Regions from separate parts of the Homo sapiens genome. Here region 2 is linked to region 1. A link is a contact called in ENCODE Hi-C or POLR2A ChIA-PET data. All regions are on one chromosome and are shown on one strand. Each heading gives the region's core, a stretch centred on a gene start or an enhancer-like site at or near the end of the contact. The rest is flanking DNA. Distances are from core to core; before and after follow the strand shown. Region 1 has its middle 180 kb from the start of SIPA1L1. Region 2 overlaps SIPA1L1 (signal induced proliferation associated 1 like 1).

Region 1 (4,449 bases), core at 1,400-3,899:
CACTCCTCACTCCTCTGGTCTGGGGCTCCCCAGGACAGCTCCAGAGGGCAGGTGCTCTCACTCTGCCCACAAGACTGCTGAACACTGTTAATTTCAGAGCCATAGGGTGGATTCTTTTTCAGGTTGTCAGCAGCATCTATCCCCAACACAGATCCCCTGTCGGCTCCAGCAGGCCTCATTCTGTGAAAGGAAATGGGAGACTCAGGGTCAAATCATTGGAAAAGACAGGAGTTCAGGCCTTGACAGAGCAAGAAAGAGGTCAAAGCCTGAGTTACTAGCTCTACTGGGCTTAATTTCCACATAGGAAGGTAAGGCAAACACAGCAGTGTAGCACGTTGTTGCTGAACGGAACTCAGGTTGATCTGGTCTGACTTTTCCATTGTTCAGTTGAGGACACCAAGAGGCTTGGTAGCCCTGCCCAAAGTCACAGAGAGAGCTTGGGCTGAGCCTGGACTAGACCCAGGTCTCAGGCCTCAGGCTCGACTACCCTTTTTTGTAAGGTCTAGTTTTTGTCGTAAGGGAATGACCACATTTTGTTGAGGCAGCCAGGGACTTATTGCTACCGGCATCTAGTGGGTAGAGGTCAAAGATGCTGCTGAAAATGGCACACATATGACAGCCCCACAATAAAGAACTGTCATGCCCAGAGCGTCAACTCAGCTGACTCTGTTGGCGAGTGTAGGTAACACTCTAGGCTGATCACCCAAGCTTCCTGGAAGAGTGGAATTGCAAGAGGGGAAAAAAATGCAGTGGAAATAGCTTATAGTTTAGCATTTCCACTGTTTGGTGAGAAAACAGGTGTAGTGTCTTTTTTCTGACACTTCTGATACCAAGTGTGTGGAGAGTGTTCCACACTCGTGACCCGTGACTCTGACATCAACAGGAATCCAACAGTCAATTCAGTTCTAACTCCTGGAGTTAGAGCCAACAGTGCATGTTCAAGGCTCCGTCCCAGACTGCCCCTGCTTCAGATGCCAGCCACAAGTCCAAGAAGCCGCCCATACTTCTGACTATACATTTGGGAGTTTCTACAACCCCTTCCTCAGTTTTGATAATTCACAGCTCATAAAACTCAGGAAAACGTATTAATTAACATTTGCCCATTAATTATAAAGGATACAATTCAGGAACAACCAAATGGAAGAGCTGCATAGGGAGGGTGGCAGCCACCACCGTCCTGGGGCTCTGTCTTTCAGATGCACCATCCTTGAAGCGCATCAATGTCTTTCTTTTATTTTTTAAACAGGGTCTCACACCGTCACCCAGGCTGGAGTGCAGTGATGAAATTGTAGCTCACTGTAGCCTCGACGTCCTGGGCTCAAGCAATGCTCCGGCCTCAGCCTTCCAAGTAGCTGAGACTACAGGCACATGCCACTATGTGGCTAAACAAAAAAAATTTGTTTGAGGGGCTGGGCACAGTGGGTCACGCCTGTAATCCCAGCACTTTGGGAGGCTTAGGTGGGAGGATTGCTTAAGACCAGGAGTTTGAGATCAGTCTGGGCAACACAGTGAAAGCTTATCTCCACTAAAAATAAAAAAAGTTAGCTGGGCATGGTGGCACATGCCTGTGGTCTCAGCTACTCAGGAGGCTGAGGTAGGAGGATCACCTGAGCCCAGGAGGTCAAGGCTGCAGTGAGCTGAGATTGTGCCACTGCACTCCAGCCTGGGCAATAGAGTGAGACCCCCCCGTCTCTTAGAGGCTGGTCCTGAACTCCTGGCCTCAGGTGATTCTCTCACCTTGGCCTCTTAAAGCAATGTTTTTCTCAACCCAGAAGTTCTCTGAATCCCTGTCATTTAGGTTTTATTCTTGTTTTTATTAAAACAAAATTTTTTAAAGATATAGGGTCTCTCTATGTTTCCCAGGCTGGCCTCAAATTCCTGGGCTTAAGCAATCCTCCCACCTCAGTCTCCCCAGTAGCTGGAATTACGTTTCAGCCACTGCATCTGATTTCACTTAGGATTTTTTTGGGAGATTTTTATCTGACTTCATTTAGGAGTGTTTTTGCAGGGAGTGGGAGGGCGGGGGCGGGGATTTTAAACACAGCTTTGCTGCTGTGCTTCTCTTACTTTCCTACGTGGAAATTAAGCTCACTAAAGGTAGTAACTCAGGCTTTGACCTCTTTCTTGCTCAAGGTCTGAATTATGCAGGCATGATTGATGAAATCATTGGTCATTTAGTGATTGGACTTTATCTCCAATCCCTTTCCTCTCCTTGAAGGTCAGAAGTGAGGAGGTGGGGCTGAAAGTTCTAATCCTCTAATCACATGGTTGATTTTTCTAGTGACCAGCCCCCATCCTGAAGCTATCTAGGGCCTCTCCATGACTCATCTCATTAGCATACAGGACTATCAGTTCCAAGGATTTTGAGGCGCTGTGTCAGGAACCAGGGACAAAGACCAAATATTTATTTTGTATCATACCACAGCAAGCCCCGGATGGCTCAATGTCTTGGGCTGAAAGGAAGGGGCTGTTTGAGTCAGGAGACAAGAGAACAACAGTGGGAGGTGTCCTCTGTGTTCATACTCCCCTGTGTGGTTTGGTGAGCCTCAGGCTTTACAGGATGTAGGTGATGTGGGCCCTCCGTTACCTCATCTTATACTCAGGCTATGAAATGCGTCAGATGCCAGCCTTCTTGTAAAAGTTGGGGAGAGGCTGCTATGGTCAGAATGTTTTTGTTCCCTCCAAAACTCACGTGTTGGAAACTTAATCCCCAATGCAACAGCATTGGGTGGTGGGGTTTACTGGGAGGTGTTCAGGTCATGAGGGTGGAGCATGAGTGGATTAAAGCCAGTCTAAAAAGGGCTTGTGGATGTGGGTTCCCTCTGTTCTGCATTTCTGTCCTGTAAGGAACAGTGATTGCCCCTGCTCCGGAAGATGTAATGTGTAAGGTACCATCCTGGGGGTGGCCCTCTCCAGACACCAAGCCTGCTGGCACCTTGATCTTGGACTTCCCAGCCTCCAGAACTGTGAGAAATAAATTTCTGTTCTTTATTAATTACCCAGCAATTTTTATAGCTGCACAAAATGGTTTAAGACAGAGGTCATAGCAAGCTTCAGTTTTTACTTTTTCCCCTTGCATCTGAACAATTGCAAGCAGAAAGAACAACTGAGTGCTTTATTTCTGCAACCACCATGCTGCTACTGAGTGAAGGGGAAGGAGGGGTAAGAGCTTGCCTTCTTTCCTTGTGTTAATTGCAACATCTTCCAAAACCCAGCAAGGAAGGCATGAAGTGAGCCTACCAAGGCCAGTCTCCAGATGAGGGGACTATAGCTACAGATTGCTATGTTTCCTGTTGGTGGTGGTAGCAAGATTTCATAGGGGCCTTTCTTGCCATTGCTCAAAATGAAATGCATTGACACCAAAGGAAGTGGTGAAACTGTGGGCATTGTATGCTTTAGAAATTTGATATTTGGAAACCTGCAGACCTGAAGAGGCAGTAGCTTCTCCTGAAGATCTGATATCCAAGGGCTACCCAGACAAGGAGCTGACTTGTCAGGAAGTGTGGTGGACCTTGACGCAAAAACTCAAACCACAAATGTTTCACTTCTAAATTTTTGCAGGCTTTGTTATATAGACATTTTTGTTAAGCCCTGTCTAAAACAATAGGATGACTGGGTTCTTTCCCCTCCTCATGGTGACTACGTGCATCTTCTACGAACATTCCCATGTCATGTGGTCAGCTTCCAAGAAAGACTTTACCAATGAGTCTGTTTACAGATTCTCAACCAGAGGACTTACAGGAATGCACAGTAGCTATTTGTTTGGGATGCAGAGGTACATGAGCCCCAGACCTCATCCCCAATCAGGCAGTTGGGTAGGAATGGTGTGGTTACTGATGGTGGGAGGACAGGGATGGTGGGGACTTTCCTGTGGAGGGCCCACCACTGAAGAAATCTCTCTACCTCCTGGTTTGATCCAGGCTTTCCAGGGATAAAATAAGAGGGGGAAACAAAGAAGTAATCATTCCCCAGCCCCCAGTATGCCCCATCTCTGACTCAGCTCCCAGCAGAGCAGTAATAGGTCCCTGCTTATCAGATGGCATCGGAAGGGGGTGGGTGCCTGGGTGGGTGCCTGGCTGTGTGCAGTGAGGAGGTCTCAGCAGCAGCCTCTGAAGCCAACTGCTTGGCTGGAATCTAGGTGCGCTACTCACTAGCTGGGGAACTTACAGCAAGTTACTTCACCTCTTACGCCTCAGTTTTCTCATCTGCCAAAAGGGAGTACTAATAGCAGCATCATTGACAAAAGCTGAAAGGTGGAAGCAAGCCAAGTGTTCATCCACTGAGAAATGCATAAATAAAATGTGGCCTAGACATACATGGAATACTATTCAACCTCAAAGGAAGAGAATCTGGACGTGTACTGCAACATGGATGAACTCTGAAGACATCATGCTGAGTCCAAGGACAAACACTGTATGATTCCACTTAGATGAGGTACTTAGAGCTGTC
Region 2 (4,012 bases), core at 675-3,174, 340 kb before region 1:
CAGGCACCCACCACCAAGCCCAGCTAATTTTTGTATTTTTAGTAGAGACGGGGTCTCACCATGTTGGCCAGGCTGGTTTCAAACTCCTGACCTCAGGTGTTCCACCCAACTAGGCCTCCCAAAATGCTGGGATTACAGGCGTGAGCCACTGTGCACGGCTGACTTCTTCTTTTTTTTTTTTTTTTTAAGACTAAGAGAAACAGAATGTCTATTATTTTAAGATGTGTGCAATTTGTGAAAAACACTAGTCTGGCCGGGCACGGTGGCTCACGCCTGTAATCCCAACACTTTGGGAGGCCGAGGTGGGCAGATCAACTGAGGTGACTCAGGAGTTCAAGACTGGCCTGGCCAACATGGCAAAAACCCGTCTCTACTAAAAATACAAAAAAATTAGCTGGGCATGGTGGCAAACGCCTGTAATCCCAGCTACTTGGGAGGCTGAGGCAGGAGAATCGCTTGAACCTGGGAGGTGGACGTTGCAGTGAGCCAAGATCACACAACTGCACTCCAGCCTGGGCAACAGAGCAAGACTCCGTCTCAAAAAAAAAAACAAAAAACAAAAAAAACACTAGTCTAAACTTTGTATTTAAAAACAGAGGAGGACTGCATGCAATGGCTCATGCCTGTAATCCCAGCATTTTTGGAGGCTGAGGCTGGAGGATCGCTTGAGCCCAGGAATTCAAGATCATCCTGGACAATATAGTAAGGGCTTGTCTCCACTAAAAATAGAAATTAAAAAAAAAGAATTAGTCCAGCATGGTAGCATATGCCTGTAGTCCCAGCTACTAGGGAGGCAGAGACAAGAGGATACCTTTAGTATGGGAGGTCAGGGCTGCAGTAAACCATGTCACACCATGGCACTCCTGCGTGGGTGACAGAGGGAGACCCTGTCTTAAAACAAAGCAAAGCAAAACAAAACAAAACAGGGGTTTAGACAGGTGTGTTGGTTCATGTCTGTAATCTCCTAACTTTGGGAGGCCCAGGCAGGAGGAATGCATGAGCTCAAGAGTTCAAGAGCAGCCAGGGCAATATAGTGAGACCTTGTCTCTATTTAAAATAAAAAAAATAAAAAATAAATTGGCCCCGCATCGTGGCACATGCCTGTAGTCCCAGCTACTCAGGAGGCTGAGGCAAGAGGATCACTTGAACCCAGAAGGTCAAGGTTCCAGTTAGCTATAATTGTGCCACTAAACTCCAGCCTGGGTGACAGAGCAAGACCCTGTCTCTAGAAATGAATGAATGAATGAATACATACATATATACACACATACATACATACATACATACATACATACATACATACCTACATACACACACACATGGAAAAAGAGGGGTACTGGTCCTGGGTAGGATGAAGGAAGGGTACTCCATCTCATTTCTCTACTGAATGCAGTTATAATACCTGGAAAGATTATAAGCAGCTATTTGAGGGGTCTGAAAAGTAAACGATAGCAGGCTGATTAGGGAAGAAGAATGAATCTCAAGGTACTACCAAACTGGCAATGAGCGTCCCACTTTTTTCGTAAGAAATCACCAGCCTGGACTCAAGGCAGCTAGACATGGCATACCAGGATGTGGACAGAGGGAACAAACTGAGTTTTAGCTAGAGGAGCAGAAAAGGGAATTCCTAAACCTGGAGAAAATGGGGGAAACACTCCATTTTTCTTTCCTTTTTTTTTTCTTTTTAATTCTCTTGCTTCCCAATCCAAGGCAATTCCAAGGTGGTGGTGGACAGCGGGGACAACAGTCACATATACTCTGAGGGAAAGGAACCTTCCTCTCTGATCAGAGGAGCTCTGATCTCAAGATGTAGGAGCAAACATCTGCTGCTTTTTTCCTCTGTCTTTCTGCCTCTTGGCCCGAAATGCAAGCAGTCACAGGAAGTACGTCCTATTCTAATGTCTCATCTCTGTGGCTGGAAAAGTAAAAAGGGGAACCCCAGGGAAGGAGGAAGTCATGGAGAAATCGACTTACACAAATATAACCAATTGATTCTTGGTAAAGGTACAATGGCAATTCAATGGAGAAAGATTGTGTTTTCAACAAAGGTGCTGGAATAATTAGACATCCATATCTAAAAAAGGAAACCTGACCTAAAACAGATCTTACAGAAATATTAATTCAAAATAAATCATATATATCTAAATGTAAAACTATAAAACTTTTAAGAGAAAACATAAAATCTTTATAACCTTTAGTTAGTCAAAGAGTTCTTGGAAATCACCCCCACTGTACTTTAAAAAAAAGATAAACTGTACTTCTTCAAAATTAGAGAAATTTTGTTCAGAGAAATACACTATTAAGCAAATGAAAAAATAAGGTATAGACTTGGAAAAAAATTTGCAAATCACATATGCAACAAATAATTTGTATCCAGAATACATAAAAACAAAATAAAACTGAAAACTCAACCAAGAAATAACCCAATTTAAAAAGTGGTTATTTAAAACCTTGAACAGATGCTTCATCAAAAAAGATATACAAATGGCAAGTAAGCATATGAAAAAATGTTCAACCTCATTAGCCACTAGAGAAATGCAGGTTAACACCATAATGAGACACCACTACACATCCATCCAAATGGGTAAAATAAAAAATACTGATAATACCTTGATAACAGGAAATGCTGTCAAGGATGCCATGCATCTGAAACTTTTATACATTGCTGGTGTAAATGGAAAATGACACAAATACTCTGGAAAATAATTTCAAAGTTCCTCAGAAAGTTAAACATACCCCTACCATGTAATCCAGCAATCCCAGTCCTGGGAATTTACCCAAGGGAAAGGAAAGCCTATGTTCACATAAACACTAAAACACAAATGTTCACAGTAGCTTTTTTTTTTTTAATACCTCCAAAGTAGAACAAACCAAATGTCCTTCAATGGGACACTGGATAAATAAATTGCAGTACCTTCATATAAAGGGATCTACTCAGCTATTAAAAGGAACCAAGTATCTATACTATCCACAACAAATTGCATGAACCTCCAAGGCATTATATTCAGGGAAAGAAGTCAGCTTCAAAACATGATCTAGGTCCTCGCACTTTGGGAGGCTCATTTGAGCCCAGGAATTTGAGACCAGCCCGGGCAACACGGCGAGACGCCATCTGTTAAAATAATTAATTAATTGATTAATTAATTAATTAGAGATGGTCTGCTCTATACTTCCACATAAATGACACCATCCCAGAGAGAACACTATCGGAGACCAGCCTGGGCAACACAGTGACACCCGCGTTTTTGTTTTTTTTGTTTTGTTTTGTTTTGTTTTTTTCTTACAGAGAGAAAACTATGGAGATGGGGAACAGATCAGTGTTAGACAGGAGGTAGAGGTGGGGAGACAGTATAACATAAAAGAACTTTTTTGTTCTTGTTTTAAAGAGTCTTGCTCTGTCGCCCAGGCTGGAGTGCAGTAGCACCATCTCAGCTCACTGCAACCTCCACCTCCCAGGTTCAAGCAACTCTCCTGCCTCAGCCTCCCGAGTAGCTGAGATTACTGAGTAGCTGAGATTGCACCACCACACCTGGATAATTTTTGTATTTTTAGAGATGGGGTTTCACCATGTTGGCCAGGCTGGCCTCAAACTCCTGACCTCAAATGATCCACCTGCCTCGGCCTCCCAAAGTGCTGGGATTATAGGCGTGAGCCACTATGCCTGGCCCACAAAGAAACTTTTTGAGCGAGGTAGAAGAGTTATGGGGTAGTTACACAAGTCTATACGTGTTTAGATTGATACCATCCTGGCTAACACGGTGAAAACCCGTCTCTCTTAAAAAAAAATACAAAAAATTAGCCGGGCATGGTGGCAGGCGCCTGTAGTCCCAGCTACTTGGGAGGCTGAGGCAGGGGAATGGTGTGAACCCGCGAGGCAGAGCTTGCAGTGTGCTGAGATCACACCACTGCACTCCAGCCTGGGCAACAGATCTAGACTCCATCTCAAAAAATAAATAAATAAATAAATAAATAAATAAATAAATAAATAAAACGAACAAATTGACAGATTTGT

Evidence for each region. A loop is a pair of places that touch in the nucleus more often than their neighbours do. ChIA-PET counts read pairs that join two places held with the same protein, here RNA polymerase II (POLR2A). Pooled maps may share reads with other maps.
Region 2: a map of naive thymus-derived CD4-positive, alpha-beta T cell shows a loop between it and region 1 (3-fold over the local background). The contact joins two enhancer-like sites. A Hi-C loop is called at or near these places in 1 of 168 maps with a recorded cell type or tissue (naive thymus-derived CD4-positive, alpha-beta T cell), 4 of 37 single-sample maps with no recorded cell type and 10 of 50 pooled maps. POLR2A ChIA-PET finds 5 or more read pairs at or near these places in 1 of 52 experiments (HCT116).

The regions. Positions count from the first base shown.
Region 1 is chr14:71,141,636-71,146,084 of GRCh38, reverse strand. No RefSeq gene overlaps it. Among named protein-coding and RNA genes, the nearest start is that of SIPA1L1, 180 kb to the left of the region's middle. Within about 2 kb of position 2,649, at least 10 of the 41 ENCODE cell types and tissues checked have a DNase peak (open chromatin) inside an H3K27ac peak, as active enhancers do.
Region 2 is chr14:71,476,628-71,480,639 of GRCh38, reverse strand. All of the region lies in intron 2 of SIPA1L1 (signal induced proliferation associated 1 like 1), which reads right to left. Among named protein-coding and RNA genes, the nearest start is that of SNORD56B, 80 kb to the right of the region's middle. Within about 2 kb of position 1,924, at least 2 of the 41 ENCODE cell types and tissues checked have a DNase peak (open chromatin) inside an H3K27ac peak, as active enhancers do.